Regions from separate parts of the Mus musculus genome. Here region 2 is linked to region 1. Evidence: chromatin loops called from intact Hi-C (ENCODE). Cell type or tissue: left cerebral cortex. All regions are shown on one strand. Links, peaks and the distances in the headings refer to the core of each region. The heading gives the core; the rest is flanking DNA.

Region 1 (16,509 bases), core at 5,409-13,408:
GCGGGACAAAAGTGTTGTAGGCAGCAAACCTGGAAGGCCCGAACCATCAAAGCCTTTCATATCACCCATAGAACTATAGGATTTAGGGTTTTCCCTTCTGATGTAGGTCTTGCTTAGGTCTGCTGTTTCCTTATTATGTTCTGACCCACTGTTTACGAAATGGTGTATTCTGTGCCATTGTATGTTGACATCTTATAGTCTGATTTTTGATTTATTCAGTGGATTAAAACTAAGAATTTGCCTTGAGTTTCAGAAGAGACTTTGGAACTTGAACTTTTAAAATAATGCTGAGAATGTGAAAGACTAAGGGGACCTTTCAAGTTGGATCAAATGCATTTTGCATTATGATATGGCCACAAACTGTTGGGAACCAGGGGGTGGAACATGATGGTTTAAATGAGAATAGCCCCCATAGGAACATATATGTGAATGCTGTGTCCCTAATTAGTGAAAATGCTTAGGAAGGATTAGGAATATAGACTTGTTGGAAGAGGGATGTCCCTGGGGCTTGATCTGTGAGGGTCCTAAAGACTCGCAGATGCATTCCTTCCTCTCTCTCTCTCTCTCTCTCTGACTACTTGTAGAGGAGTAATTGCTCTCAACTCTTCTGATTAACTTACATCTGCCATCAAGGACATCAACCTTCTGAAACTGTAAGCCCTAATTAAACACTACATTTTCTAAGTTTCCTTGGTCATAATGTCACATAACAGTAGAAAACCAAATGAAACCAACTTCTAATAATGATGTAGGTAATTGTGAGCCCCTGATATGAATGCCAGGAACCAAACCCAGGTTTTTGCATGGTCAGTAAACTCTCCTAACTATAGAGAAATCTCCCCAGCCCTGTAATTTAGTCTTATATGTTTAATTTTTTAAAATATAAATAATTCTGTCCTAACCCCATGTACAGGGAGCAGTGCCTATCAAAGGCTTCATACGGCTCTAGCCTGGTAACACATTTCTTTATATGAAACATTTTTAGGTATACCAACAGATCATGTATCAATATATTATTTAGTAGAAGAAAATAAGTAAAAGAATACTTTTCATTCTTTACTTACCGCAGCTTTTAAAAGTGTTTAATATGGAATGAGTAGCTCTTGAAAGTTCTTCCTATCAGATCTTGAGAAATAAGAAGAATTATTATTTTGGAAATCATAAATCATTGATTTGGGTTCTTGCCCTTGCAGCTGGGGTAGCTCCAGGGAAGACAGAGACGAAGAATTGTAGGAGTCAGAGGGAAATGAAGAACATCAGGACAACACAGCCTACAAAATCACCTAAGCAGGGTTCATAGAGGCTCACCAAGCCTAAGGCAGAAATCATTGAGCCAGGATGGGTCTATATTCAGTCCTCTGCATATACGTTATGGTTACTTGCTTGGTTTTTTGTGGGTCTCCTAACAGTGGGAGTGGGGGTATTTCTGATACTTCCACTTTCTCATGGGACCCTTTTCTTCCTACTGGGAAGCTTTACCCTGCCCTGCTATCAAGGGTTTATGCCTTGTCTTGCTGTGTCTTGCATTGTTCAGTTGATATCACTGGAAGGCCTGATGTTTCTGAGGATAAACAGGAAAAGTGGGTTTGGGGGAGAGGAGAGGTGGGGACGGAGGATGGAAGAAGTGGAGAAAGGGAAAACTGAGGTCAGGGTGTATTGTATGAGAAAAGTACATTTTAAAAGGTAACACAGTATATGAAGGTGTATAGTTCAGTAACAGTAGGAAAGTCAAGAAATAATGTTGATGGCTTGAAAACTATGCCCATTGGTGGTCCAAAATTTTGATGTTTAATTTTAATTAAACTCTTGGTACTGAATATATGAGTTTATCTTTGTAATCCAAACAACTCTGGACATTGAAATCATTACAGATTGTTAGAAAAGATGCTACACACTACATTAATATACAATTCAAGAGTAAATTGTGAAGTGGAAATCAGATTGCATACTCTGCAATCAAACTGAATTTTCTTCATAGTAAAAAAAGGAAAAAAAAAACAAAACAGAAATGTTTCAGCTAGACTATGAGTCACCTGTGCTGTAATATACGTCCAATAAAAATCATGCACTAGATAAATCCATCCTTCCCAGAGAACAGGGCTTTTAAGTACTGGGATAACAGACTACTTTTTTTTTTTAAAGCAAAGCTTTGTGTGAATGATTTAAGAATATTATAAGATTAAAAAGGGTAGCCTATGATAAAATATCCTCTAGTCAATTTTATTTATATTTCTAAAGTATATGCATATATTATATTAAGTTGAAGATAAGCATTTTCCAAATTGTTATGTTTTGTCAACATTTTGATGAACAGGATCAGATAGTTCACTATAATGATTACTACGTGTAAAGTGACAGTAACACATTCCTGTCCAATTATTCAGGTGTTTCTTTTCCTATAGCCACTAAGCAAGGGGTACAAATATTGTCAATATCTGCAGATTGGCATACACTGACTTTCAGTTCTTTTAATTGTATCTCTTACAACTTCTTAAAATGGAAATAGTGTGGTTTATGTTATATGTTATGCTTTTAAAAAACTATAACTTTGGAACCTGAGAGACATGTCACGTGCTGATTAAACTTCTCTTCTAAGAAGTTTTTGAGGCTCAAAAAAAGGTGATAGTGGAATGAGTTTTCCCAAAATGGTCTGTGAACAAAAACAGAAAATCAAGAAAAGGAGAAGAAAGCAATTCTTTATTTTTCCAAATATATTAGACTCAATAATTTTGTTAGTGTCAACAAAACTTTACCATATATCATCCAAACCAGGACATAATAGGATTTAAAGAGAGGGCTACTTATAATTACACAAGTACAACAAGTATAAACCTCGATTTTCCTGGGCAGACTGGATCCTATGATCAACCTAGGAATAGGGATTAAACTGCAAGTACATGCAGAAATCATACTGTTCCCACACGTATGCGGAAAAGGTCAAAGTGTACTGATCACTTGGATTGAGTTTTGGCAACACTGGCTCTTTCTCGTCAGGTTTTTCACTCCTAATGTTAATCAACTCCCTAAATATCATATTCTGAATACATATCATCCTATACCCATTTCCATTACTACCTTGTTTTCATTTTTCTAATTGAAATGTTGACTACTGAATATTCTCTCTGTGTCTCTCTCTGTCTCCGTGTCTCTTGCTGTCTCTGTGTCTCTGTCTCTCTCCGTTTCTGTTTCTCTTTGTGTCTCTCTCTGTGTCTCTCTTGTGTCTCTCTCTGTATCTCTCTGTCTCTCTCTCTTTCTCTTGCTGATACCATGTACATGTCTAAATCCCCAGGAACTAAACTAAAAACAAAAAAAAAAAACAGAAACAAAAACAATGCCTAGGTCAAAGAAGGCATGCAAAAATTTTGTTAAATGAATAAATTCAGAGAGCATGTTTTTGGTTCTTTGCAATACCAAAAACAAATTAAAATGACTCTCTGAAGAATATTATGGCTCTGTATAGTTTTAAGGTGTTGGACTAAATGATCTATGCAGCTTCCTCCACTGCTAAATATACGATACCCACTGGTCCCCTTTTTCTGTCTGCTAATATTTCATCACCTCCATGTAGCAAATAAGAACATTTGGTGATCAAGGGGTAGGGCAACTGCTCTATTCACAGTGGATGGATGCTAATGTTGATCATTTCTCCAGTAGTAATTCCCTGTTATGTGTTTGCACCTACAGAATTTGGTTGATACAGAGGTAGCCAGAAGATATAGTGGATGATATACTGTAGATGTAATAATTTGCCTCTAATAAAATTATCGCAGGATCACTAAACAATAAGGAATGCTGTGTGCTCAAACCAACCATCAGTGATTTATATATTAATGAAAAGTTAAATCAATTCTGGGCCAAGTTGGATTATTACAAATCCCTCATAAATTGTGTAGGAAAATCTACATTAGTATGCAAAGAAGTACTTCTGCAGTTTCAAAAAACTTTTTTATTCTAAAGCTTTGTGTTCAAGGTATACTTCTGACCAAGTTTGATACCAGTCAGATGTTGGGGGTTGAAAGCTAGTAACACTAAAATTATTCTGAGGCCAGGGATTCAAGGCAACAATAAAAGAATTGTTCAACACCAAGACAAAACCAAAAAATCCTGAGTGTACAAACATTGTCAGATCATTTGATATTAATTTCTCTCAGGTCTGTGCTAAACTCTGAGTGACAGACCTGGAATAGGTTTCCAGACCAGTAAATAGTCTCTCCTTTCACAACAAATGCCAGAAACAGGAGAACAGTGTAAAGGGAGTCTCTGTTAGGCATATGCATTTCCAGCAAAAGAATTTATCATCTGTTTCATTGTGCTGTCATGTCTCCTGAAATATCTACAAGTCTTTATGGATGACAAAAGATCCGGAAAAAAGAAGAAAACATTGGCAACCAACTCATTTGGCCACAGGCACTGTTTACCCTGTCAGTTTCACATAGACTCTGACATAGTCACAATAAGCTACTGACTCTTCCAATGATTCCGCATTTGTTCAGAGCCCGTAGTTTTATTAGAGTACAAAACCAAATTCCAGATATTAGTTAGCTTCAGAATCGATGAGTTAACTAACTTTTACTAACCCCTCCCCCACCCAAGTTCTAGTGACTTCTAAAAATCATAAGAAAAGTTCAGTGATGTGTGCTATGTACCAGCACACTCTAAAATTTACAAATTAAATGCATAATAATGATGTCTCTGTGGTGTCATTTGACACCACCAATCTCTGCTATCTTTTCATGGTAAAGTACAGTTGAAAGATTCCATGACGGCAACAGCAGAAAACATTAAATCAGATTTTTAAGTAACAAATAATTTAAGGCTAAAATATTTGGTATTCATAATCAATGCCAGCAGCCTTTCTAGTCTAATAAAGTAAACATGCACAAGAAATACAAATTTGAACAAAACATCACAATTTTTATTAGATATATATGTTTTTATGGGTATGTTTTATATATATGAGTATTTGTGTGTATGTGTCTGTGCATATGCATGTATGTATGTATGTATGTATGTATGTATGTATGTAATTTTAGTGCCCTGAAAGCTATTCACTCATGTTTGGCTTAATACATATATTAGAAATTATGGGGAGAATATCTCCACTTCAAATATATATTTATATATTTTTCCAGAATATTCAATATAAATATGCCATATATAAATCATGCCATAAAACTAAATGCAAAATTTGCACATTATTGCATGCTTGATGTGATAATACATGCCGACTAGTAGCTTCCTTATGATGTCCTCCCTTCATAACTTATGTTCAGCACAATAATAACACTTCAATGAAGAGTTCTCTGATCTATTTGCCAGGCTAGGATAGACCTCTCAGATTTCATAGGGAGGATTATCTTATCAGCCAAATATTGGACTAATACTAAATCAAAACATTAAATAATGCCTAAAGGGGTGTTTTGCTATGTGAAACGGTCAGAGTTCATTTTTCTTAGTTTGGCTGGAAGATTTCCTTCCATCCTGGTAGGTCCTCCAGCCATCTTTTGAAGCTTTGGTGGCAAATCGGCCACAGACTGGCTCATGGGATCAGATAACATCTTGGTGGTTTTAGAAACCAGTTTTTCTTCCGAGTTGCCAGGAACTGAACTTATTCGTTGGAGTTTCATGGGCAAATCACCCAAACTATAGGCTTTTTCTGAGGTTGTAGAACTCATTCTCAGAAGTTTTTTGGGAAAGTCTTCTCTCCCCGTAATTTTCTGCAGCTTCGATGGAAGTTTTGTGCTAATGTCATCTAGTCCATCTAAACACTCCACAGAATTGTGTCTTTCTTTGCTGTTGGTTATGGCTGGTGCTATTAAAGGGGAGGACATGAGAAGCATTTCCTCCTGCTCTTTCACGCTGTAAGGAGGGGTTGGAACTTCAAAGGTTGCATGGAACTGGGAGTAATCGACTTTAAAGAATCCTTCTTCTAAAGAAATTACAGGGAAAAAACGATGACCCCAAAGCACTTCGTCCTCTGTGTATGATGTTCGAGCTTGACAAGTCATTCCTGCAAGCAGAGAGAAATCTTTTAATGAATTATGCACAGTGGAAGCAGAAAAAAAGCAGGAGTCCGTTCTGCTCACACATTCATATAAGTAGACCACACCATACTGGAGTTTCAAAGTTTTACTCTGTATTAGAGCTGTAGTGTGTATACTCTCCTCCCTCAGAAACGCACAAGGTGCTGGAAATGCTCCATAGTTCTTTATCCACAAATCAAATCTAAAATCTACATAGAAGAGCATCAAAACACTTGTCTATACGAGGAAACCGGAGGAGAAATTGTATGATCATTATTATCATTTAACAAGCAATGTGATAGGTCATCTACATCTGGCTCTGAATCCAACCTGCACCAGAGTGTAAAGATAATACAGTTACAAACTTGTGAACAAGTTTCTATAATAAAAGAATAGACACACACCCAAAGTTTCATGCTGTGAACAAGAAGTAAAAGTCATCTGTGGAAACAGAATAAATCATGTGGTTGGCTTTTAATAAATAAGAGTTCATTATTTTTCTTCTTCAGTTAGTGATAAACAAGAGGAGATAAGAAAACCAAAACACTTAATAAATTAACAAAACCAGAGTAATTTCTATGTTTGAACAACAGCTAGTCATCATGGTAGTTCTGCCTTTCAGATCTATATGATCAGTATGAATGTTGGTTAAAATCATGGAAATGTTGTGATAAAATCGCTACGTCGGGCCTTGCATACATCATTTTCCTTTTCTGTTCTCAAGATTTCTGGAAGTAATGCTGGATTGCAGATATAAAACCATGCCACTTATATATTATATTGTTTGAGCATAATGCAACTCATGGTACTCTGATATACACAATTTTGTTTTCTTCAAATACAATTTATTTATATTGTTATTATCTAACCAGTATATTTTTGAATATTCACCAATTGAAAATAACGTTACAATTTAAGAATCATACATCAAATTTTACTCTTATACGAATCATATTATTTTTCATGAGAAACAAAAGAATTGCTTTCCTCCATTTTTATTATCAAACTTCTCTGCTATTAAAAATGTCACTGCATATGTATCTGAAGATGGCCTAGTCGGCCATCAGTGGAAAGAGAGGCCCATTGGTCGTGCAAACTTTATCTGCCTCAGTACAGGGAAAGCCAGGTCCAAGAAGTGGTAGTGGGTGGGTGGGGGAGTGGGTGGGGGACTTTTGGGATAGCATTGGAAATGTAAATGAAATAAATACCTAATTAAAAAAAATGTCAAGGCAAAATGTTAACATATTCCCCTTAAGAACCAAGTGTTATCTAATGAGCAATGTCCGTCTTGCTTTTTTTCAATGGTTCACATCACACAGGTAATTTCTGCTGTTTTACAGCCCGATGGAATTTGAATAAACAAATACCATGCCCTTCTGTAACCTGAAAAGTAATCACACACAGTACTTACATAGAGCAGGGATTAAAGTCTGTCATTTAAAAAGCCATACTGAAGAAAAGTTAAGTCTTTCACTGAATCCCTCCAAAATCTTAGCAAGTGAGCATTATCGGCTCTATGTCACACGCCACTTCATAGTCATCAATGCATGCCATCCTCAAGAAGGGATCACAACTTTCTAATGCAGAAAATACATTTCCATGTCATGGAAGACACTGTGCTGGTTATCCTTGCCTTTCACTATTATCCACTCTACAATCCGGTTAGGGAGATGTGCTTCGGTGATTATAAAGATGAGTAACCCAGGGCTCAGAGGCGTTAAAAACTTATGGGAAAACACATTTAATAGGCTGATATTTTTTATTTGCTTCTTTCTCTCCTCTATCAGACCAGCACATTCTCTCTCCCTCCCTCTCTACTTCCATCCTTCCCTCACCGTCTCTACATTTAATGTTTTAGTTGAGTCTAGATCCAGTAATCACTCTAGCACTGAGATGACACTTACGTGCCTGACAGTGACAAAGTTACAATTTGTAATAAATATTGTGTCAGGAAAATCCCTCTCTATAATCATGTGTTAAGCTAAAAAGTTCAAAAGTAACTTCTAGGTTTATACACACTAGTAGAGATAACATCATTTTGTATTCCAAACATATGTACAATGCCTTCTGAAATAATTTGTAGGAAAATATTGTATTTTATCATTTTATCATAAAATCTAAAAAAGAAATCCCCTGATATATTTACTTGTTATTTTTTCAGAAATTTGAAGTAAAACTACACAGAAATATAAATGTTCTATATACTAAATAATACAGCAAATAATACTGACATATCCTTTAATACCATCCTAAAAAGAAGCCATTCAGTTTGGAGTTACAAAATCATTCTTATGATTTCAATGGAACAAAACTATCAATGTATTTTACATAAGTGATATTGAAATGAAAGTGGTAAGATTTCCCTGAAATTCCCATTTTAACCAAGCTTCTACTCTCCCCTCCCCCACCCCCCACCCCCAGGCAGAGTTCAGTAAAATTGTATGTCAGGTCACATGCTGAGAAAGTCAGAGTTTTGAATCTGTGACAGCTGTGTAGGTTTTTCCTAATATTTTTGTAAACACCATTGTTAATTAAGAAGAGACTTGAAGCCCCAGGGAAGCCGGACGCCTGGTGGGAGGGGGGAAGCGCCTTCTCAGAGGCAAGGGGGAGAAAGAATGGGAAGAACTGTGGGAGGAGGGACTGAGGCGGGGCAATAAGTGGAATGTAAATAAATAAAACAATTTAAATAAACAAAAGACGTCTTAACATAAATTGGAGCCATGAACTTTGTGAAATCATTTCCAACAATCAGGTTAAACACTTAATACTTGATAGATGAACACTTCTATTCTACTGTAGATTATTTTTGCTTGCTTGCTTATATATCTTTTTCTGAGGGAATGTTGATAAAATAGTCAACAATGTGGTTGATTGTTCTTTCTGACCCTTTACTCTCACCTTCTTCTCCACCTCCATAATACCTCTTATAATAAGTCATGTGGTTATGCCATTTTTAAGCACATTCTGCCAACTGTTTGTGACTTATGTAGGCCCTTTCTCTGCCAGCAGAAACGATGGGCAATTACTGAATTAGTCATAATCTGACAGTTTAATTAAGGACCTGTAATAATACCAAGCTTTGTCATTTTCACCTCAAAATTTCTCAGACCTGTTGTTTTAATGAATGTGGAATTAGGTGGAAGACGTGACCTTGGGCTAGGGTAAATAACTGGCTACAGGAAATTCCAAAATTGTTGTCTGCATTGCATTTACAGTTCTAAATTTATAATTCTCCTGGAATGAAAAACATTAAACAATAAGATATACCCTTTTTAATCTCTGAATCAATGCATGGAACAATTTTTTTTTCACAAGATGTTTTTCATCCAAAGATGCTGAAGTCCCAGCTATTTCCAGCAGCAGCATCTGCTGCTTCGCCAGTTTCCACAGGGATGAACTCATGTTGATTTTCACCACATTTGTTCCAGTCTGGAATCTGGTTAAAACATGTAAACAGTTATCTAGCCAACTGAGAGGTGCAATCACATAGTACCTTTGAATGACTGTATTCACCTGCAATTATGTTAATTCAGCTGGTATCTTCAGCCATGAAATAAGTGTGGTTTATTTTTGAATAGTCTAAGAAAAATAATGAAATGATAGAGCATTCTAGAAGGAAAGATGCTATAATGCATGCATATTCTTAGAAAACATAATTAAAACTACTTTAAAGCTCTTCAATTAAAGTTTGCATTTTATCTTGTAAGATACGAGTTTGGGATAGATTTTAAAAATGAAATGGATTCTCAAGTACATATTGATTCATTGTTCAAGGCAAGGAATGGGCAACATGTGTATTTTTCTGTTATCCAACATAAAGCTTCTTCATCATTATCCACATTTAGATTCAAATTAGTAATAATCCAAGGTGAGACTGGATATTAGAGCTATGGTATTTGTGAACATGGATGTCCTATGTGTTCTTACAGCCAAGAAAGAACAGATGGGGGTGAAAGTATGGGTGAAACAGAAAAAGAAATTCTAATGTGTTGAACACTTTTCTTGGTATTATTAATGGGATATCTTGGTAAATTTAGTCATTCACTTACTGAAAGTCTTTTTAATAAAAACAGAATGTTCACACCGAGGCTCTCCATCCATGAAACACATGTAGAATAAAAATTTTGAGAAAAAATTAAAAGGTAGGTATATGAGTAATGTAACTTAAAATATAGGTTTAAGACAAAAATATGGAGTTTGCTTATGGGCCAGCTACTCGTGCAATGGGGTGTGTCCTGGAGTGTCATTGATATACCCAGGGAAACTCTATGGGAAAAAACTTATTCTCCATTTGCCAGCAGAGGATTCAGTTTCTTATAGTTTCACTAGTGGTAGGACCGCCATGGTTTCCATATTTTGATATTTGTTTGTGAGAGAGAGAGAGAGAGAGAGAGAGAGAGAGAGAGAGAGAGAGAGAGAGAGAGAGAGAGGGAGAGGGAGAGGGAGAGGGAGAGGGAGAGGGAGAGGGAGAGGGAGAGGGAGAGGGAGAGGGAGAGAGAGAAAGAAGATGGAAAAGATGGAATTAGTGGATGGGGTGAACAGGATCTGGAAGGACTTGTGAGAAGGGAATATGCAGATTATATTGGTCAATAGTTTTTAAATAAAAAGTTTTAAAAAATATTTTAATTGTTTATAAGTTGACAATTTAAAAAAAATTGGTGATATCCAATGGCTTTGAACATTAGTTTTCTCTATTGCCAATGTATCAAGTTTTTCACTTCATTCAGACAATACTACAGATTTTCTGGTGCACATGAGATAAAAATTGTCACTATGGAGGAAGGAGAACTAGTCAATAAATCACTAAACACCACAGACACTTCCGAACTCTAGATAGTGTCATGAGAGGTTTATGTTGTCTGTAGTTCATAAGGTAGAAGCAGCTTAGAGGACTTTAGGAGAATTTGATAACAAGGTAGTTGTACAGTGGGCAACCAAATCCATCTCTTTTTCATCTTCTTAAAACTGTTGCTTCTCACATCTCAGTCTGTTGTGAGTAGAATTAATTGTACATAGTAGAGCTGTACACTAACTTCTTTGTCAGTGAACACCATACAGGGGGAACTACACAAACAATGTCTGCAAGCACCTTACTATTAAGGAACAGCCAAACATTTGCTTTCAACTCTAGATGTGGTAGCACCTCACTACACCCATGAAGGTCAATATCCAAAACGTTAACATTTTATGATTTTGTTTACCTCACTCTCTCTCCATTTAAGTTTCTCTCCTTCTTTGGTATGGCTTATGGTTTTCTATGGAATATTACTCCAGGTAGACATTAGTTTTCAGCCACATTATGTGGCTTTCTAGGAAACCACTGAGATAGTTTTGTTGTAATTTAATTTTTATTCTATCATTAACAAGGAAAATTCCTATTATTTAAGCCATGTATTAATAATATATGTAGGTGCACATATCAAAGACCTCAATAAGCACTTTCTGTATGACTCCAGTCCTCACAATACTTATACATACTTGAGATAGTAGTACAGCTTTTACAAATTTTATAAGTAAAAATACATAATGGGAAGATGATATAACCAAGGGAGAGTTGGGGCTGAACTGAAGAAACAGGACCTAAAAACGCAGGTTCTTAATAACTATGCTTATATTGACTCTCTATCTAATTGTACTATGTAGTCAAAGAAGAAATGGAAAAGAGTATTAAGAGTATTTGAACTGTAGCCAACATATATTCAGCTTCAAGTGTTAATTTCTATACATGAAGGATTAAAGTTGTAATCTAGTTATCAGGGGCATACAATTGTATATGACAAGGACCAAAATGAAGCATAAGGAGAATTATTATTTCTTTGTGAAAACCATGTCCCTCATACAGATATGGAAACCAAAAACCAAACCCTATGGATGAATCCTGGTATCAGCATCTAGGCTGTGTAACTTTTGGAAGTTTCTTGCCCTTGCTTTGTTGATTCTCAGTTTTTATAATCTTTAAACACTAAAATATTATTGGTTTTTATACCTTATACCTTAACTCATGAAGCCATCAAAATGATCTGATGAGTTAGTGCTTGTACATCTTTTAAAAATGTGAATAAGTACTAGATACTTATATAATATTGCCATTATTTTTAAGCCATATGGAAAATATATGACAAACCAAATATGTCATTACACCCTTAACAATTAAAACAAAAAGAGTTATCATTTAACCACAATAGACATTCTTAGTTTATATTCCTCTGGCTACTGTTTAAAATGATCATTTTTTTATTGTTGTTGCTGTTGTTTTTGTTCTCATTCTTGTTTTTAAGATAACCGTGATAGCATTAATCACACACAGTATACTTGACAGTGGACCTTGATGCTCTGTGCTATGTAGCATAATATTTTTCTATATCATCATCAGGGACACTCTGAAGTCAATTGTACTAAGTACATATTTCAGAGAAATTACTGGATTTTGGAAGAAACCAGAAGCAAAAAATTATCACAGAACCAAATCCAGAGGTCAAAGTGGGAAGCAAATTACACATCAATGACTTCATGTCTCAGGTAGTCTATAGTCACAGAGGGATGGAATCCTATCATAGATATCTCTGTTATATAAATGTGTATAGAAAAATTGGTTCCTTGATTAGGTAAGTCATTATACTGTTCATACTACTGATTAAAAAAATTTCAGATATAGCTGCAATGATATGAACAGAGATTTGTAGGATAGATACAACAAACACGAGTATCTAAAGAAGTGGGTCACATCAGCCCTAGAGGCCACTTGCACAATGGATAAATCATTTTGATGCCAGACCCAGGCAATATCAAACAATGGCTCTCAGCTAATTAATTAATTAATTAATTAATTAATGGATAATCTTGAAGGAAAAAAGCTATTAAGGCTTTTTAAATTTTCAGTTTTGCTATGTGTTAAATTGAATATTCCCTCCAAGGGATAGTATGAGGATGAAATGCAATAAGAAATGTTTATAAATTATTTTATATAATATGCAGTGATCATTTCATTCAGAAAGTCTCTCCAAATGCAGGATATATAAATACAAGTTTCATGTCCAAATACATAAATACACAAACTGAAAATTTTAACCAAAAGCATTATTTTTCTTTCTTAAGTTCGTATTGTATGTGTGTGTGTGCACGCGCGCACACACACACACACACACACACACACACACACACACACACAGAGAGACATATATATGTATTTGGTTTTTTAGAGACAGGATTTCTCTGTGTAGTCCTGGCTGTTCTGGAAATCACTCTGTAGACCAGGCTGGCCTCGAACTCAGAAATCCACCTGCCTCCCAAGTGGTAGGATTAAAGGCATGTGCCACCACTGTATCATTTCTTTAAATTGATAGTTATAAATGCATCACCTAAAAGCTCATACAGGGCATGCTGTCACAAAAAAAAACTTCCCAGTCTATTTTGCATATTGTTTTGAAGATTACTGAATAAGAACCACTGCACTTTCTCCCCTAGAGTACTTCTAGAATTTCCCTCATGCCCCTGAGATAATAACTGCTGGGCTCGTTCAGCTCATTTTTCTTGCTCTCTATGCTCATAGCTGAACACAAATTTAAACTATAAATCCTCCATAGAAGCTCATGATATTTTAACTCCAGTTTGCAAACCAAAAGACGCTGTGTTTTCCACTGTTCAATAACACTGAGGTTATTGGCTCTCCTGAGATATACTACACAGTTATTAACTATACATAAATTGCTTCTAGATACTACAACATTCAAATAGATAGAATTTGTTTAAAGACAAACATACTCTACCAAAGCAGATCTTTAGAGAGGAGTTACAGGCCTATATTCAATTTTATACTATTCTCTATTCTGTGACTTTGCCATGTATTCTCAGACACAAGTTTGCAAATTTTGCTCAAGTGATGTCATAGATTAAAAAAAATTAAAGCACAAGAACCTAATTATGTTTAGAAAGGAATAAAATTACACAAGTGACTTGGTAATGGATATTTAAAGTACACTTAAGGTTTTTAAAAATCTCAAAACAAAAGTAAAGCATATATTTTTAACACTGATCAACAAAATGAGTGTCTACTTTCCAGAACAGAATTTTAGGGTAGATCCTCAGGTTAATTGAAAAGTATGCTATGTGCAGTTAGTTTGTGCTGAACACCCATAATATTGAACAAAGATAGAAATGTAGGCAATACAAATTGGAAAAGAAGAAGTCAAAATATCACTATTTGCATATGATATGGCAGTATACTTAAGTGACCACAAAAATTCAACCAGAGATCTCCTGAACCTGATAAACAACTTCAGGAAAGTAGCTAGATATAAAATTAACTCAAACTCAGTGGCCTTCCTCTACTCAAAGGATAAACAGGCAGAAGAAAGATATTAGGGAAACAATGCTCTTCACAACAGTCACAAATAATATAAAATACCTTGGTGTGACTCTAACTAAGCAAGTGAAATATCTGTATGACAAAAACTTCAAGTCTCTGAAGAAAGAAATGGAAGAAGATCTCAGAAAGAAATTGAAGAAGATCTCAGAAGATGTCAAGATCTCCCATGCTCATGGATTGGCAGGATTAATGTATTTATAATAGCCATCTTGCTGAAAGCAAGTTACAGATTCAATGCACTCATCATCAAAATTCCAACTCAATTCTTCAGAGAATTAGAAAGAGCAATTTGCAAATTCATCTAGACTAAGAAAAAAACCTAGGATATTGAAAACTATTCTCAACAATAAATTAACTTCTGGGGGAAACACCATCCCCAACCTCAAGCTGTACTATGGAGCAATTGTGATTTAAAAAAAAAAACAAAAACAAAAACAAACAACAGTATGGTATTGGTACTGTGACAGGCAGGTAGATCAATGAAATAAAATTAAAGACCCAAAAATCAACTCACACAGCTATGTTCACTTTTTCTTTGACAAAGTAGCTAAAACCATCCAGTGGGGGGAAAAACAGCATTTTCAACAAATGGTACTGGCTCAACTGGCGCTTAACATGTAGAAGAGTGCAAATTGATTCATTCTTATCTCCTTGTACAAAGCTCAAGTTCAAGTGGATCAAGAACTTCTACATAAAACCAGAAACACTGAACGTAAAAGAAAAGAAAGTAGGAAAGAGCCTTGAGCATCTGGGCCCAGGGGAAAATTTCCTGAGCAGAATACCAATAGCATATGCGCTAAGATCAAGCATTGACAAATGGTACCTCATAAAATTACAAAGCTTCTGTAAGGTAAAAAATACTATCAATAGGACAAAATGGCAACCAACAGATTGGGAAAAGATCTTTACCAATCTTACATCCGATAGAGAGCTAATATCCAATACATACAAAGAATTCAAGAAGTTAGACTCCAGAGAACCAAATAACCCTATTTAAAATGGGTTACAGCTCCACCAAAAGAATTCTCAACTGAGGAATACATAAGGAAATGTTCAACATCCTTAGTTATCAGGGAAATGAAAATCAAAACAACTCTGAGATTTCACCTCACACCAGTCAGAATGGCTAAGATCAAGACCTCAGGTGGCAGCACATGCTGGTAAGGATGTGGAGAAAGAGGAACACTCCTCCATTGCTGGTGGGATTGCAATCTGGTACAACCCCTCTGGAAAGCATTTTATCAGTTCCTCAGAAAATTGGACATAGTACTACCTGAGGACCCAGCAATACCACTCCTGGGCATATACCCAGAAGATGCTCCAACATGCAATAAGGACACATGCTCCACTATATTCATTCATAGCAGCCTTATTTAGAGTAGCCAGAACCTGGAAAGAAACCAGATGTCCCTCAACAAAGGAACGGATACAGAAAATGTGGTACATATACACAATCAAATACTACTCAGGTATTTAAGAAGAGAAAAAAAAAACAATGAATTTATGAAGATCTTTGGCAAATGGATTAGAAATAGAAAACATCATCCTGAGTGAAGTAACCCAATCACAAAAGAATACAAGGTATGTACTCTCTGATAAGTGAATATTAGCCTAGAAGCTCAGAATACCCAAGATACAATTTAGAGACCACATGAACCTCAAGAAGAAGGAAGAGCAGAGGGTAGATTTGGTTCTTCTTAGAAGTGGGGACAAAGTACCCATGGAAGGAGTTACAGAGACAAAGTGTGGAGCAGAGATGGAAGGAAAGGCCATCCAGAGACCACCAAACGTCGATATCTATCTTATATATAGTCACCAAACCCAGACACTATTGTGGATGCTAACACGTGTTTGCTGATAGAAACCTGATATAGCTGTCTCCTGAGAGGCTCTACCAGTGCCTGAAAAATGCAGATGTGGAGTATGCCAGCCCACCAATGGACTGAGCACAGGTTCCTCAATGAGGGCCTAGAGTAAGGACTCAAGGAGTTGAAGAGGTTTGCAGCCCCATATGAGGAACAACAATATGAATTACTCAGTAAAACTCAGAGCTCCCTGGGATTCAACCATCACCCAAACAGTACACATGGAGGGACTCATGGCTCCAGCTCCATATGTAGC
Region 2 (16,509 bases), core at 3,678-11,677, 100 kb before region 1:
GGTTCTTTCAGTTGTTGTCCTTTATTAATTGCCTTAAAAGATCCTTAACTAATCCTGTTATCTCTTAAAATACTGAAATTCATTGAATGAGCTGTTGCCTCTAGATGGCCCTTCTATCTGATAATTTCCATTATCTTGATCATTTTTTAAAATTAATTTATTTTTTACACTCTATATTTTATTCCCCCCAATCCACCATCCAACTGTTCTACATCCCATAACTCCTGCCGACACCCCTGTCTCATGGATGCCCCCCACCGACATGACCACTAAACTCCCTTGGGGCCTCCAGTCTCTTGAGGGTTAGGTGTATCATCTCTGAATGAACACAAACCCTATCTTGATCATTTAGCTAACAAAGATGTTCTTCTTCATGACTGATCTCAAGTATGGTGTTTTCCACTTAACCTTTTCCTAATCAGGCTAAAGTTATCCATTCATTGGCTTCCCAAGCACAGTGGACATGATTCTGATACACAGTTCTTTAAAAGCACTCAAGTTATCTGTACATCTATGTTTCTGCAAGATATTTGGACTATTTGACCATAAAGACTATGTCGTTTTGTTCTTGACATCTTTGGTTTTTAATATAGTTTTCCATGAACAACGAACTTCCACTACTGTTGGCCAAAAGTAATATTTCAGCTCTACAAAAATGTGAGTTATGTCTCCATTTATAGGCTCATGTTCTATTGATTATGTGTGTTCACTCAATCACATTTAGATATCACATAGTAATTCCTTAATTCTAATTACTGAAGGTCAAAAGTAAAGGATGTATTCACTGGGACTAGAGCTGTGAACCTTCATGTGTGTGGTGAGACTCAAACCTGGAAGAGCAGTCAAGTACACTTAACTACTGAGGTATCTCTAGAAGCGCAGAACGAACTGTCTGTTTTACAAAGAGTCATCTGGTAAAGAGCCATTTCTGGAAATAATCTGTGCTAATGAGAAAATGAGCTGAAGAAAAGTAGGATGTGGGCTTGATTATTTTTGCATTCAACAAGGTATCTTTACTCTTCACTGTGAATAGTACATGCTGCTAATCTTACTCTCTGAGGAAAAAATGTACATGATTCATACAAGCCATTGTGCATGCAAATTTTGGAATGGATAACCTAAATCATTACTTTAAAGGCAGTTATACCGAGGATGGCTCTGTTGGAAACCAGGACATCTCACTAGTTTTGCTATTTTGAACATTCATTATAGACTGAGAAAGCACAACTACAACAACACTTGGATGAAACATTTCAATTATTACAAGTTCTGTGTATTAGACCCCAGAAAGAAGTGTCAGAAAATTAAAATTCCTGGAGGACTCTTATTAGCGTTCTCACGCCCGGCCAGGAAAGAACACAACAAACCAAAATCTTCTGTGGCAAAACTTTATTGCTTACATCTTCAGGAGCCAGGAGCGCAAACCCCCAGCCCCAAAAGCGAAAGCCACCCCAATAACGAAACCGAAACCCCTTCCCTATTTAGGAGAGTTATATTTCGCCTAGGACGCATCACTCCCTGATTGGCTGCAGCCCATGGCCGAGCTGACGTTCACGGGAAAGGCAGAGTACAAGTAGTCGTAAAATACCCTTGGCACATGCGCAGATTATTTGTTTACCACTTAGAACACAGGATGTCAGCGCCATCTTGTGACGGCGAATGTGGGGGCGGCTCCCAACAGAGGACTAGAAAATAGACACTTGTACTCTATAATAAAATTGCTAACATTAACAGAGAAAAACCCACATGCTTTCAACCTTACACACACACACACACACACACACACACACACACACACACACACCTACTGAGAGAGGGAAAAATAGCCTTTTCCATTAACTATCTGAAGAAAGGCTGAATTCCCCTTTGTCATTCTATTTAGGGAAATAAACTATGTTCTTTCTGAAACAGCCATATAGTGTATTAAAGCACGACTACTTTCTCATTATTCCAATTAGACTCATGTTTTGAAGCAAAGCATTGGGACTCCCTCTGAAATTGTATTCAGACTGCTAACACTTCTCACTCTGGCTAGAGGACTCAAAGAAACTTACTAATCTCCAGCATTATGCAACCAAGTTGTAAGAAATTTCAGGTAATATGTTCATGTCAGTTTGCCACGTAAATAAAGGTAATATCAAGTGTAAATCTTGAATGTTAGCATAGCCCTAACATGACAAAAAATGACAAAAAGCTAGTCTACGCTTAAGAATGCCACTGCTGTTTTTGTTCTCAATTAAGGGACCAGGTTGGTGGAAAAACCGGGTAAGTGGTTAATACTACTTCCCTATTCTTGATACCCCATATTCTGTGAAAAGCAGGGAGCATCATGCTACAATAAAACAAATGTGCAATTCTGTATATTAGGCTTGTGAACATTATCTCTTTGTCAAGCAAAGAATGGTACAATATAATATGCTATTGAAATTGTATATGGCATAAATTTCTCTCCAGAATACTAGTAGATATGTGTGCATATAACTGATATTTTAAAGATTACAAAGACACTGGTACCACATACCAAAGCCTATATACAAAGCCTAATATACATTTTTTCTGATTAACTTATTTTCAACTCAGAAATTTATTCCTCAAAATTAATGTAAGTTGCTAGATATTGCCATACTTTTAACACAGCTCATATCTTTGTTTTAGACTCATTAGACCTACACAGAGCATGCTGAATTGATGATAACATAGGTATACAAGTTCATATGCATTATTCAAAATTATATGAAATAGGAGAATTTCTATTCTCATTTTTATAATGTGGCTAACAAAAATGTTGAAATGCTTTGTGTTGCTTACTTTTTTGACTCATATTTATATATGACAACATAGCATTTTACTATATTAAATGCATATGCCCAGAAAAATACATATTTGAATTTATGTTTTTAAAGAAAAACATTTTTAAAGTTTGGATATTGACTTCAATTTAATAAAAACACATATACTTATGTTTGTGTTTATTGATTTTTAATTTTAATACGTTTTACTTAAAATACAATATCATTATTTGCTTCCCCTCCTTTTGTTCTCCAGACTGTGTACCATACTCTTAAATTGATGAACCCTTTTTATTACTATTTTACAACACACACACACACACACACACACACACACACACACAAAGCAAGGGGGACATGGATAGAGAGATCTCTTAGAATAGCAAGCAAGCAGAACATAGAGAGATGCAAACTGGAAAAGCTGGATCAAGCAGAGCACAGAGAATCAACTTGATTCTGTGATTTGATTTCAAGTCTTCTCCAGGCCAATGCTAGTCTTTTGCACCTTCTGTTCAATTAGGAGATGATGGTTACCAAAAATATGTGAGTTCCACTTAATGCATCTTTACGTATATCTCATTGTGTTTCATAGGTGTTATTACTGAACAGAAATAACTCCAAGACTATTTTATAAAATCTCAAGAAATTGTATTTTGTACTACCAAGTAATACATAACATTAATCAAGTGTTCGATTTTGCTTATGTTTATTTCTTAGAAAGTACATTAGATTAATCAGGGAAAAATATGCTTCTAACTCTCGAAAACTTAACAAAACTGGCAAATGATGTAATAAATATGTCATTTGTAAGCCATCAATATTCTGTGCTCTTTATATCCACTTTGTGTCAAGAAGCAATATGTTTAGCAACCATCTTAAAAGTCTATAAGATAATTGATCTTAGTTTTAATTTCCAACCTAAACAAGAACCTCTAGCTCCTTCTAATTTTATGTTTCATACACAAATGAATAAACAGTTATAAATAGAGACACACCATTGAGTTCAATCCAAATGAAATTGAAATATTATAAACAAAAGGAAAGATAGAAGTGCACATAGACTGTTCCTATGAAATCTGTAAGGATTTGACTTATGCAAACACAGTCTGCATCAGTTTGTGTGCAGAGCCACCTACCTGCTGGGAATCCCTATGCTGACCATGTTGAATTTCACCATAACCAATTAGGGAGGTGAGATTCAAACAATCAATTAACACTTTGGCCAGTTCCAGGAATATGTATGCATGTTTTTATTTCATGGTTAATTTGAAACTGTAAAAATTATCACAAAACTAAAGAACACTTAATTGAGTGTCTCTGCTCGCAGCCTGCACTATTTTTCTGTGAATTTTGAATGAAAAGAAATTTGGGGAAGATATTTGCATTTATATTTGGGAGGGTGAGAAGCAATGGCTTAGAGAAGACTAGTCCTAAACTCATCTGGATTTGGGCAGGTGAGACATGATATTGACAGAACACTGAGGGGTGTACGAAGTTTTCATTGAGAAGAGCCTGCTATGAGGTGGACATTGAATTTCTAGTAAAGCATCTGCAAGTCCCTCATCAGCATCCTAATCTGAAATTTTCTAAAGAGCTGGTGTAGCCAGAGTCATCCAACTCTGAGGGGATCCTCCAAGTAAGAATCAAACAAACACACACACACACACACACACACACACACACACACACACACACACACACAAAGCAAGGGGGACATGGATAGAGAGATCTCTTAGAATAGCAAGCAAGCAGAACATAGAGAGATGCAAACTGGAAAAGCTGGATCAAGCAGAGCACAGAGAATCAACTTGATTCTGTGATTTGATTTCAAGTCTTCTCCAGGCCAATGCTAGTCTTTTGCACCTTCTGTTCAATTAGGAGATGATGGTTACCAAAAATATGTGAGTTCCACTTAATGCATCTTTACGTATATCTCATTGTGTTTCATAGGTGTTATTACTGAACAGAAATAACTCCAAGACTATTTTATAAAATCTCAAGAAATTGTATTTTGTACTACCAAGTAATACATAACATTAATCAAGTGTTCGATTTTGCTTATGTTTATTTCTTAGAAAGTACATTAGATTAATCAGGGAAAAATATGCTTCTAACTCTCGAAAACTTAACAAAACTGGCAAATGATGTAATAAATATGTCATTTGTAAGCCATCAATATTCTGTGCTCTTTATATCCACTTTGTGTCAAGAAGCAATATGTTTAGCAACCATCTTAAAAGTCTATAAGATAATTGATCTTAGTTTTAATTTCCAACCTAAACAAAGAACCTCTAGCTCCTTCTAATTTTATGTTTCATACACAAATGAATAAACAGTTATAAATAGAGACACACCATTGAGTTCAATCCAAATGAAATTGAAATATTATAAACAAAAGGAAAGATAGAAGTGCACATAGACTGTTCCTATGAAATCTGTAAGGATTTGACTTATGCAAACACAGTCTGCATCAGTTTGTGTGCAGAGCCACCTACCTGCTGGGAATCCCTATGCTGACCATGTTGAATTTCACCATAACCAATTAGGGAGGTGAGATTCAAACAATCAATTAACACTTTGGCCAGTTCCAGGAATATGTATGCATGTTTTTATTTCATGGTTAATTTGAAACTGTAAAAATTATCACAAAACTAAAGAACACTTAATTGAGTGTCTCTGCTCGCAGCCTGCACTATTTTTCTGTGAATTTTGAATGAAAAGAAATTTGGGGAAGATATTTGCATTTATATTTGGGAGGGTGAGAAGCAATGGCTTAGAGAAGACTAGTCCTAAACTCATCTGGATTTGGGCAGGTGAGACATGATATTGACAGAACACTGAGGGGTGTACGAAGTTTTCATTGAGAAGAGCCTGCTATGAGGTGGACATTGAATTTCTAGTAAAGCATCTGCAAGTCCCTCATCAGCATCCTAATCTGAAATTTTCTAAAGAGCTGGTGTAGCCAGAGTCATCCAACTCTGAGGGGATCCTCCAAGTAAGAATCAAACAAACACACACACACACACACACACACACACACACACACACACACACTGAAGTGGTGGCAAGACAGGAAATAATTTAATCAAAAGACATATCATATTAGGGAAATAAATTCAACCATTCAACCATTCAACCTAATTGTTGTGTTACGAACATGAGCTTTACTTTAAATAGGGAAAGAATTGAAGCATATACAAATGATGTCTGTAAGAATATTTTATGCAGTGTTGGTTAAATTTACCTTGATAGGTGATGAGATTAATTAGGCAGACACTGTTTGGATGATTAACATATCTGTTTGCAATGTAGAACTCTGACTCTAAAAAACCCCCAAATTACAGATATTGGATGTAAACAGAGGTGTCAGGCTTTAATTCTGGATTTGGTTACCATGCAATCTCCAAAGAGGAGTGAGTGCTCCTTATCAAAATCGGTTTCTAAGTCCATGCAACAGAAATGTCACATGGTAGCCAAGCATACCCATATCAAAACTCTCTTCTAATTAATTAGCTTTCACTTCCATTTCCTGTGTGATATATCTTGTGAACATCTCTATTCTTGTACTTTTCATACTTTATTAGAGCCATTTACGAGTTCACCTCCACTAAAACAATTACCCTCATGGACAATGACTGAGATTAGTTAGTTATCCATTTAATTAACTTAATACCAATGCCTAGAAAGCAATGCCTCTCAGATCCAGAATTTATTTCAGCTATAAATTCATTAACTTCTTCTGATCTGTACAGACAATTCTCACCAAACACAATCATGTAGGTACCTAGGTTGATTTATGGTGCTTTTTTCAGCAGTACTTTCATACCTCCTCTGACCCTTTTTTCAACTCCATGAACATGCTTAATTCATTTCTCCTTTCATTGTGGTTTTTCATGTTCTCCACATACACTAACTTATGCTGCTTCTGTGATGATTTGATTTCTATGAGATTCCAATAATGGTGGCACTTGGCTTGAGTTATATTTAGTGTCCTTACTTAGAATGATCTTATAACTGATCTATCCTGTCTTCTCAGAATATATGCATGAGTTTTCCCATTGATTTGCAATAATAGTAAGGCTTGACCTGTTAAGTAGAAATAACCAAATACTATTAAGTAAATACTTGAAATGCAGGAAGTCTTGCAAAAAATGAGTTTAAAAAATCTTATGAGAATAAGAAAGTATGATAACCTCAATTATGTACATACTTAAAAGATAGATTAAAATTTCAAAATAGTTATTTAAGATATATGTGTTTTTTAATGATGTACCTTGAAAGAAATTCGATATAATGCCCACAAGACATAAGAAGAAAGTCTATCTGGCATTATTTATAGTTATATCTATACCTTTGAGTTTAAAATCTATATTAGTTGTGATTTGCATTGATTCAAAAACCTTCATACTGTCCCTACCACTATAGCAACATAATTCCCAGTATGGAGAATCAAGCTGCTGTGGTCTCTAGGATGTCCCACTGCTTGCTTTGGATTTGTTCACAGCTTCTGATGCATTTTAATCTGCACCCCAACCCATATGGCTACACCGAGTGCACTCAGAATTAGTCTCAGGTACATAGTTACTCAGCTCTAAGACAAAAGCATAACCATGTCAGGCACATAAGTTGTTCATCATCAATGCAGTAATTTATGACTCATAAAGATGTGATGTAGACCCTCCTGAAGCTTATTAATTTCTAACTCCTCTTAATATCAGGATCTAAATCTGGCTTTTCTCCCAGTATGAGGGGCATGCTCAGAGAAGATGGATACTCAAAATGTTTTCACCACTGAGCGGGGGTAGGAAGCTTCCATCTGAGTAGGAGTTCAGGATCTGTTCTGTGATTTCTGTTGCTAAGCAACTGCTTCCTTTGTCTGCTCTGTTCAGAACAGTTGCTTTATTTATGCTCAGTTTAAATGATGCAGATCATAATGTGAAACCATAAAAGAAAATAGAGAATATTATGAGAAAATTTGCTTCAGAAATTTGCAATATGGTGCAGAAACTAATGAGCATGAAAGCAAATAATGTTTTAATAGGAAAAAAAACCCTAAAAAGTCTGTATCTCTCAGTTCTATTACATGAGAGGTTTTGAACAGGATACAGAACAATGACTTAACTTTTGACATTATCTAAGAATGACAGAAACACAAACAAGCTCAGAGGCAGGAAGTCATTAACTACTACTAAACAATCTTTAGAGAAAAGTTTAGAAAAAAAAAAACATTTTAAGTACCAGATGTTGAGATAAATGTGTTAAATTAAAAATAAAATTCTTAAAATTAAAAGATCAAATAAAGGATGGTTCAAGGATAAATGAGGAAGAATGTATTTCTCAGTTTTTCAATTTTTCCAAGTTTAAGAATCCTTGATCTGTGTGTGTGTGTGTGTGTGTGTGTGTGTGTGTGTGTGTGTGCGTGCGCGTGCATGTGTGTGACCAGGTAAAGGTGTTTTCTGCCAAGCATGATTATCCAAGTCAGTTGAAGACTCACATAATTGAAGCAGAAAACACAATCTGGAAAGTTGTACCCTAATGACACACATGAGCTCACACACACACACACACACACACACACACACACACACAGACACACACACACACACACACAAACATTCACACACCATTAGACATAAAAACGAAAGGAAAATTTAAAAGTCTACTCTAATTCTGACCCTCACATACAATAGAATTGAAAAAATAACCCTCCTAGTTGATTAAAAAGAACTTCACCCTTTTATACTACCTGTAAAATTATTTTAGTGGTTCTGAATATATTTTAAAGCCAATTGCTACATTAAAAGGGTGTGGTCTCTAGAGTAGTTACTAAAGTTTTACACATGTCCTTAGTTTCTTCTTTAGTAAGAACTTAATGTTTATTCACTTATTATGAGCAGTAAATCAATGTGTGTCAATAAGACCAAGTTATATTAACACTTTGAAGATACTAGTGCAAACATGCAGTGATCGTTGAAGGTAATACTAGTATTACTGTTATCTCTATTAAAAAGAGAAAAACGGACAGCATGCAGAGCCACGTTTTAAACACACATGCTTTGATGTAGCTCTGCCTGTTGAGAATTTGCTAATCTAAGAACTATTTTTACTGCATTTCTTTCCTATGGTAAAATTTTGTAGCTAACCGCCATCTCTTTTGAAAGCCTTCTCATTAGGAATTATGGTAAAACACTATATATTTCCCTCTGTGCCCTGGGGATCGTCAGTCCATATTGGTCCCCTGTGGCAAATGGAGCAGCAGGACAGATCAGATTATGGAAGCCCCATTAGTAAGGACTGACATGACAACATTCCTGCATAAGCATCAGAGAGATAGACCCACTTTATTCAGGGTGAGTCAAGGTTTTACAGTTTGGGAAAAGAAGGTAGGGATATCCAGGGTGAGAAAAGGTCACTTGCTGAAGGCTAAGACACTGAGATGTCTCCTTAGCATGGGGTAGTATTCCAGGAATCTCAGGTTTCTTTTACAGAGAAAAGGAGTTAGACCTGGAATTTCTTAAGGGCTGCACAATATTCCACAGGAGGCAGAATGGAGTCTGGATCCCTCAGCTAGAAAACAGTAAGCCTTGCTGACAGAGTGAGTCTGCCATTTTTCACCATGCTCTAAGAGCTTTCAGGTAATGTCAAACTTCAACCATAGGACCAGGGTTTTCCTATACTAGATAATTAGAATCTTCTGTGTTTCCTATTTTTATTCTTAAGACTATATACCATGATTATAAAGTCCTTGCCCTGCTATGCTATAGTTACAAATGTTACCTAAATATATCCTATTCCTGCCATTGATTTTTATGTCTCTCTACTATTCCTTAACATACTGAGGTTTGTAATGATAAGCAGATTTGAAGAAGTTGCAACCTCAGCTTTTGGGTAATTGGCTCAATTAATTATGAATGTCTTCATGCCTTCAGTTTTACTACATGTAGAAGTGTTAAATAATAATAAGAACCAAGGACTGTCTGATCATTATTGGAATCACTAAATTCTTACTGTCTTTATTATGGCTTATAAGATTAGATATTTAAAAATATTTTTCATTTATATTTTTGATAATTTTTTACACTATACTTTGATCATATTATTGCCCTTCCTCCAACTACTCCCAGATAACCCCAATATTACCTATTCAACATGTTATTCATTCTTTCTTATTAAAAGAAAAAGAAAAGCACACATAAAACAAAAACAACAAAGCCACCAAAAATTATGGAGTACAATTTATATTGGCCAATCACTACTGCCGTGCAGTATAGTTTGCATAACCAATGCCACTTCACTGGACAAAACTGATTTTCACTTCCTAGCAGGTATCAATTCCTTCACTCTCTGAACTTGGAGACTGTGACTTCCCACACAAGATTTGCACACATTCAAGTCAGACACGCTCTCAGAATGGAGAAAAGGATGTGGTTTCAGAATTCCAGCCCTATTCATGCAGATATGTGAAATTTGTCCTTTTTTATTCAAGTCAAAGAAAAATTATCCTGGGCACATACCCTAAAGATGTTGTAACATATAACAAAGACACATGATCCACCTTCTTCGTTGCAATCGTATTTAAAATAGCCAGAAGCTGGAAACAGTCCAGATGTCCCTCAACTGAAGAGTGTATACAGAAAATGTGGTACATTTACAAAATGGAGTACTACTCAGCTATTAAAACAATGATTTCATGAAATGTGTGGCCAAATGGATGGAACTGGAAAATACCACCCTGAGTTAAGTAACCCAGTCACAAAAGAACACACATGGTATGCACTCACTGATAAGTGGATATGAGGAAAAATGCTCAGAATACCCACAATATAATTCACAAACCATATGAAGCTCAAGAAGAAGGAAAACCAAAGTGTGGAGGCTTCAGTCCTACTTAGAATGGGGAATAAAATAACAAAGAAGGTAGAGAGTGAGGGGGACTTGGGAGGAAGAGAAGAGGGGGGCAGGAAAAGAAGGGGCCAGGATCAAGTGTAGGAGGAGATGGGGAGAATGTCAGAAGGTCAGGAAATTGAAGAGAAGTGCATAGCAATTGGGGATGGGGATCTTAGGTTAGCCACCAGAAAGTCCCAGATTCAAGGAAAGTAAGAGGCCCCCAGTGCCCAAATGTGGATGACATTCACTGAAATACCCAACAAAGAGGAGAGAGAGCCTGTAGAGATTATACAGAGAAGTTAGATATGGCCTTCAAATGACTGATGGGGCTACCCACCCATCTCAGAAATTTGAACCTAGGATTGCTCCTGTCTAAAGGAAATATAGGGACACATTGTGGAACAAAGAATGAAGTAAATACCATCCAGAGACTACCTGGGAATTCATCCCATATGCAGCCACCAAACCCAGACACTATTGCTGATGCCAAGACTTGTTTGCTGACAGGAGCCTGATATAGCAGTCTCCTGAGAGGCTCTGCCAGAGCCTTACAAATACAGATGCAGATGCTTGCAGCCAAACATCAAACTGAGCCTGGGGACCCCAGTGGAGAAATTAGAGGAAGGACTGAAGGAGCTAAAGGGGTTTGTAATCCCATAGGAAGAACAATATCAACCAACCAGAATCCCCCAGAGCTTCCAAGAACTAAACCACCAACCAAAGTGTTCATGGAAGGACCCATGACTACAGCCACTTATTTAGGAGAGGATTGTCTTATCTGGTTTCAATGAGAGGGGAGGCCCTTGATCCTTTATAGATTTCATGCCCCAATGTAGGGGAGCTCTACAGGGGTGTAGTGGGAGTGGGTGGGTGTGAAAGCTACCTCATAGAAGCAGGGGGGAGGGAGAATGGGATAGAGGGTTTGTGGAGGGGAAATGGGGAAGGGGTATAACAATTGGAATGTAAATAAATAAAATAACCAATTTAAGTAAAAGGAAAACTTAAATCAAACATTTGCAGGAAAGTGGTTGAAACTAGAAATTATTATGTGAAACATATTAAGTTCAACATGAGAACACAAATGTGGCATGTCCTATGTCAGATACTGACTTTACATTTAAATGTGTATGTATGTGTGTTTTGTACCATTTATGAAAATAGAAAAGACCATGAGAGGGGTGAAAGAAAAATTAAGGAAGTGGAAAGGGGAGGAAAAGGAGAAAATAATGGAATATATGTAACATAAATACAAATGGTGGAGTTATATGTGGCAAGTTAGAAAGCCAGCAAGAGCTTCCCAGACAAAAAAGAAAAGAAAAGAAAAGAAAAAAAACAGTGTCTGTGTGTGTGTATGTGTGTGCGCGCACACACATACACACACACCATTTTTGTGATTGTGTGACTGTTACTCTTAGAAAAATATGAGGCTCCACTTTGATAGAGTAACAATTTGTGTATTCTATATGTAGTTAACTTTTAATGACATTCACATCTGGAAGTCAATAGTTCCTAAACTGCATCAAATAGAGAACAGTGTGTGGAAAGCACACTACTTTATTGTTTTTTGGGTTTTTTTTTCTTTATTAACCTGAAGTAGAGAAGCAATGAAAAATCCAAACAAGTAATATTGCTCACAGTGAGCCAGGGTTACATTTCCTTATTGACATATACAGTTTCCATGTGAGTCTATCAATATTCTTTCACCAAACAAAAATTATTTGAGTATATATATGAAACTATAATTTTTACAATATTTTTATCTTGTTAATAATACACTATAATAAAAATAGTTTTTATCAAAATTACTATAATCATCATCTGCTAATTTGAAAATAAATATTTTTATTACTAAAACCTTCTTTGGAGTAATATGATTAATGGGCTTGATATTTCATATGTGTTAGAAATTAAATGGCTAATATTTCTTAAAAACAAGTTTTTAAACATTAACTTTTCAAATTTTAATAAAAGATTATAGAATTAATATGCTTATTTAAGGCAACCCCATAGGAAGACCAACAGTATCAAATAATCCATATCGCTGGGAACTACCAGAGACTAAGCCCCCATCCAAAGAGCATATGTGGCTATGGACTGCCTTTCTGGCCTCAGTAGGAGAGGATTCACTGAATCCTGTAGAGACTTGATGCAACAGGGACAAGTGATGGGGAGGGAAGTAACCTCTCAGAGGCAAAGGGGAAAGGAGGAGCGGTAAAGAACTGTAGGAGGGGTACCAGGAAGGGGAGGGCAACATTAGTAAAATAATGAATTAAAAATTTAAAAAGTAGAAAAAAAGAAAGAAAATGCAGAAATAATAATAATAATAAAAATTGACTGGGATGTGTGTTGCACACCAAGAAACAGTTATGAGGACTAACTACAGTACAGGACAACGACTGTGGTACAGAACACTCACTCTACTAAAGAAGTGGTTAGTATCAAGCATACTATCAAATAGAGTGAGATTTTAATGTACACAGAAAAGGAATGAAACAAGCAAATTGTTGGAATACTCAAGAAAGGAGATCCATGAAATGTTATGCCCAAATTGCAGGTACCCTAAGGAGCACTGAGGAGCCAATTTCGATGAAAATACACGAGTCTTTATTACAAGCAAAGTTTCTCACCATCCCTGTCAGAGTGACAGCCCCAAGTTTAGGGATACAGAATTTTTATTGTGATTACAGCAAACTTGGGGCATTTCCATGTGTGTCAGCAAGTTAATATTTTTAAAACAGCATTTCTGGCGTAATCTGCAGGAACCAAACACGAGGGCAGAACCACCTGACAAGCAGGATGGTCAGGTTATCTATTTCCTGCAGGATGTCTTAGGTTTTGTGTGTGTGCCTTGATCTTACTATTGTAGCCTGACTGTTGCTAAAGGAGATGGGGTGTAATATTCTTCCTAGAATTGGAGTTTTCCCTGGTCTTGCACAAAATGGAGTTTCTTCAAAGAACAAGGATGTTTGGGCTTTACTAATGTGATCATTTCTAAAAAGACAGTTTTTCCTTTCTTTTCTTTCTTTTTCTATTGTTTTGTTGAGGACCAGTTCATAAAATCAAATGACAGCAAAAGCCGTACAAGTATCAAAAACCACTGTATCAGGCTGGCTAATACATAACAGAGAGTCAAAACATCCAAATGATAGACTTTTTTTCTACTTTTTTTCTTTTTCTTTTTCTTCTTTTTTTTTTTATAGTTATCCACTGAATACAAATAGGAATTTATACAGCAAGATGGAAAATTTATATTTTAAATACATAATAAGAAAAAAAGACTATGTATGCAATGCTAATTCACTTGTGTGATGTTAAGACCTACTGTTGACCTTGATTAATTTATTTTATATAATAGCCTCCTGTAACTTCCTGTAGCAGATGTTGGTATAACCTTTTTGTTGTTGTTGTTTTTCTGAAGGTGATCCAGGAAGCAGGTGACTGGCAATCTAAGGATTCATAGTGTTGACAGTCTAGATGGATAGAACTGTAGGGTAACCTAGGGGATGATTAATTTGGCTTTCACATTTCCTTTTAAAGACTCAATGAAAGATAGTATTTTAGAAAGGCAGAAGGAATGTTAGAGCCACAGGGGAAGGATCTCATTAAGGAAAGCAAACATTCTAAACACAAACAAGTAAATACATAGAGGGGTAGCATGCGCAGGGTCTGCATAGCTCCGAGAGTCACGTGAGGTTCAAGCACTGGAAGAAGGAGACCCTTGCCCCCATATCTATCCCAGAAGCTTTCTCTAATAACCACTTGCAAATGTAAAAAGCAGTGCAGTCTCACTGGGCATACACAGCACTCGTAAGGGAAGCCTCTATGCCTAGCAGTAGATGTCAACACAAAATTTATATCACTGACATTTGGGGGTAGTCTCATAATATTTCACCAGGTTGTATTTTTTAACCTTACAGGTCCTTTGTATATATATATTATGGCTTCCACTTTTGTGTCTTTTATGGAACTCTATGTGGACAAATGTGTGTTTCTCTGTGTTCATATGTGCTTCCCTTGATTTTTCTTCAGCTCTCTTTTTTTCTGTTTTTTTTTCTATTTCCATTTGCTTTGTTATATTTTATTTTACTATTATTTAGATTATTTATTTTATGTGAGTACACTGTCACTAGGCAAATGGATGGACCTGGAAGACATCATCCTGAGTGAGGTAACCCAATCACAAAAGAACTCACATAATATGTACTCACTGATAAGAGGATATTAGCTCAGAAACTTAGAATACCCAAGATATAAGATACAATTTGTAAAACACATGAAACTCAAGAAGAACGAAGACCAAAGTGTGGACACTTTGCCCCTTCTTAGAATCGGGAACAAAACGTCCATGGAAAGAACTACAGAGATAAAGTTTGGAGCTGAGATGAAAGGATAGACCATCTAGAAATTGCCATATCCAGGGATCCCTCCCATAATTAGCTTCCAAATGCTGACACCATTGCATACACTAGCAAGATTTTGCTGAAAAGACCCAGATATAGCTGTTTCTTGTGAGACTATGCTGGGGCCTAGCAAACACAAAAGTGGGTGCTCACAGTCAGCTATTGGATGGATCACCTGGCCCCCAATGGAGGAGCTAGAGAAAATAACCAAGGAGCTAAAGGAATCTGCAACTTTATTGCTGGAACAACAATATGAACTAACCAGTACCCCCCAGAGCTCATGTCTCTAGCTGCATATGTATCAGAAGATGGCCTAGTCTGCCATCAGTGGAAAGAGAGGCCCATTGGTCGTGCAAACTTTATATGCCTCAGTATAGGGGAACGTGTGGGGGACTTTTGGGATAGCATTGGAAATGTAAATGAAATAAATACCTAATTTTAAAAAAAGTAAAGAAGAAGAAGAAGAAGAAGAAGAAGAAGAAGAAGAAGAAGAAGAAGAAGAAGAAGAAGAAGAAGAAGAAGAAGAAGAAGAAGAAGAAGAAGAAGAAGAAGAGCAGCTACATAAACCACACACAGGGCAGCAGGGCAGGCTATGAGCTTTCCAGGCAAGGCTCTAGCCTACTGAAGCAAGGCCTCTCAAGTCTCAGAAGCCAAGTGGGCTTTCTTCCTGCCACTGCCTAGAAAACGTGTTCTGCCTCACAGCTCCAGTCTCCCCCATTCCACAACATCAATGGAAGGCATTTCCCACTACATAGTCTCTGTATGCTACTTTAGCCTTTTCCTTTTAAAACCCTGTCCATAACGCTGAACATGCAAAAAATAAACATGGAAACCAGGAGAAAAAATTTACATTTTCAATTAATTAATTAATTAATTAATTAAGACAGGGTTTTTCTGTGTAGCCCTGGCTGCCCAGGAACAATTTGTAAAAATTTGCATTTTATTTATTTATTTAGACAGGGTTTTTTTTTTTTTTTTTCTGTGTAGCCCTGGCTGCCCAGGAACTTACTTTGTAGGCCAGGCTGGCCTCAAACTCAGAAATCTACCTGCCTTTGCTTCCCAAGTGCTGGGATTAAAGGCGTGAGCTACCATTGCCAGGTGAAAAATTTACATTCTTAGCACATGTGTATGAGAATACATTTTTCTTTAAATCTTGACTGCTTTTCTTTTAAAAAATAATCACTTGATTTGCAAGGTAATATTGATTTGCAAGATAATATCTCCTTGTTTTCTTGGGAGCTGCTGTATTTGAGACGGTATAATATAGGTAGCTAAAGCATCCAAACTCACTATGCAGATGAAATTAGACTCAAATTCCTGATCCTTCCACCTCTTCTTTCAAAGTGCTGACTTCAGTTAGTTTGGTTTGTGATTTCTCTGGCTGCTTAAAGCAACTGGTCCTTATTTTTCATATGTTTGTCCCATAACCTATA

Evidence for each region. Hi-C counts contacts between places; a loop is a spot of excess contacts. Peaks named below come from ENCODE experiments on the same cell type or tissue, not always from the same donor. Only the 100,000 strongest peaks of a DNase experiment are listed, where the experiment ranks them.
Region 2: it touches region 1 in a loop (6-fold over the local background); 2 of 42 quality-filtered maps call a loop at or near these places.

Annotation. Positions count from the first base shown.
Region 1 is chr2:55,584,312-55,600,820 of GRCm38, reverse strand. It overlaps Kcnj3 (potassium inwardly-rectifying channel, subfamily J, member 3), which reads right to left. Exons shown (of 5, transcript NM_001355118.1): 5 at 2,676-6,010. The coding sequence ends at 5,424. Among named protein-coding and RNA genes, the nearest start is that of Kcnj3, 160 kb to the right of the region's middle. In left cerebral cortex, for the core only: no CTCF peak of the experiment used is centred there; a DNase peak (open chromatin) is centred at 9,408; H3K27ac peaks cover 788 bases.
Region 2 is chr2:55,684,490-55,700,998 of GRCm38, reverse strand. No RefSeq gene overlaps it. Among named protein-coding and RNA genes, the nearest start is that of Kcnj3, 260 kb to the right of the region's middle. In left cerebral cortex, for the core only: no CTCF peak of the experiment used is centred there; DNase peaks (open chromatin) are centred at 7,351 and 7,578; H3K27ac peaks cover 2,055 bases.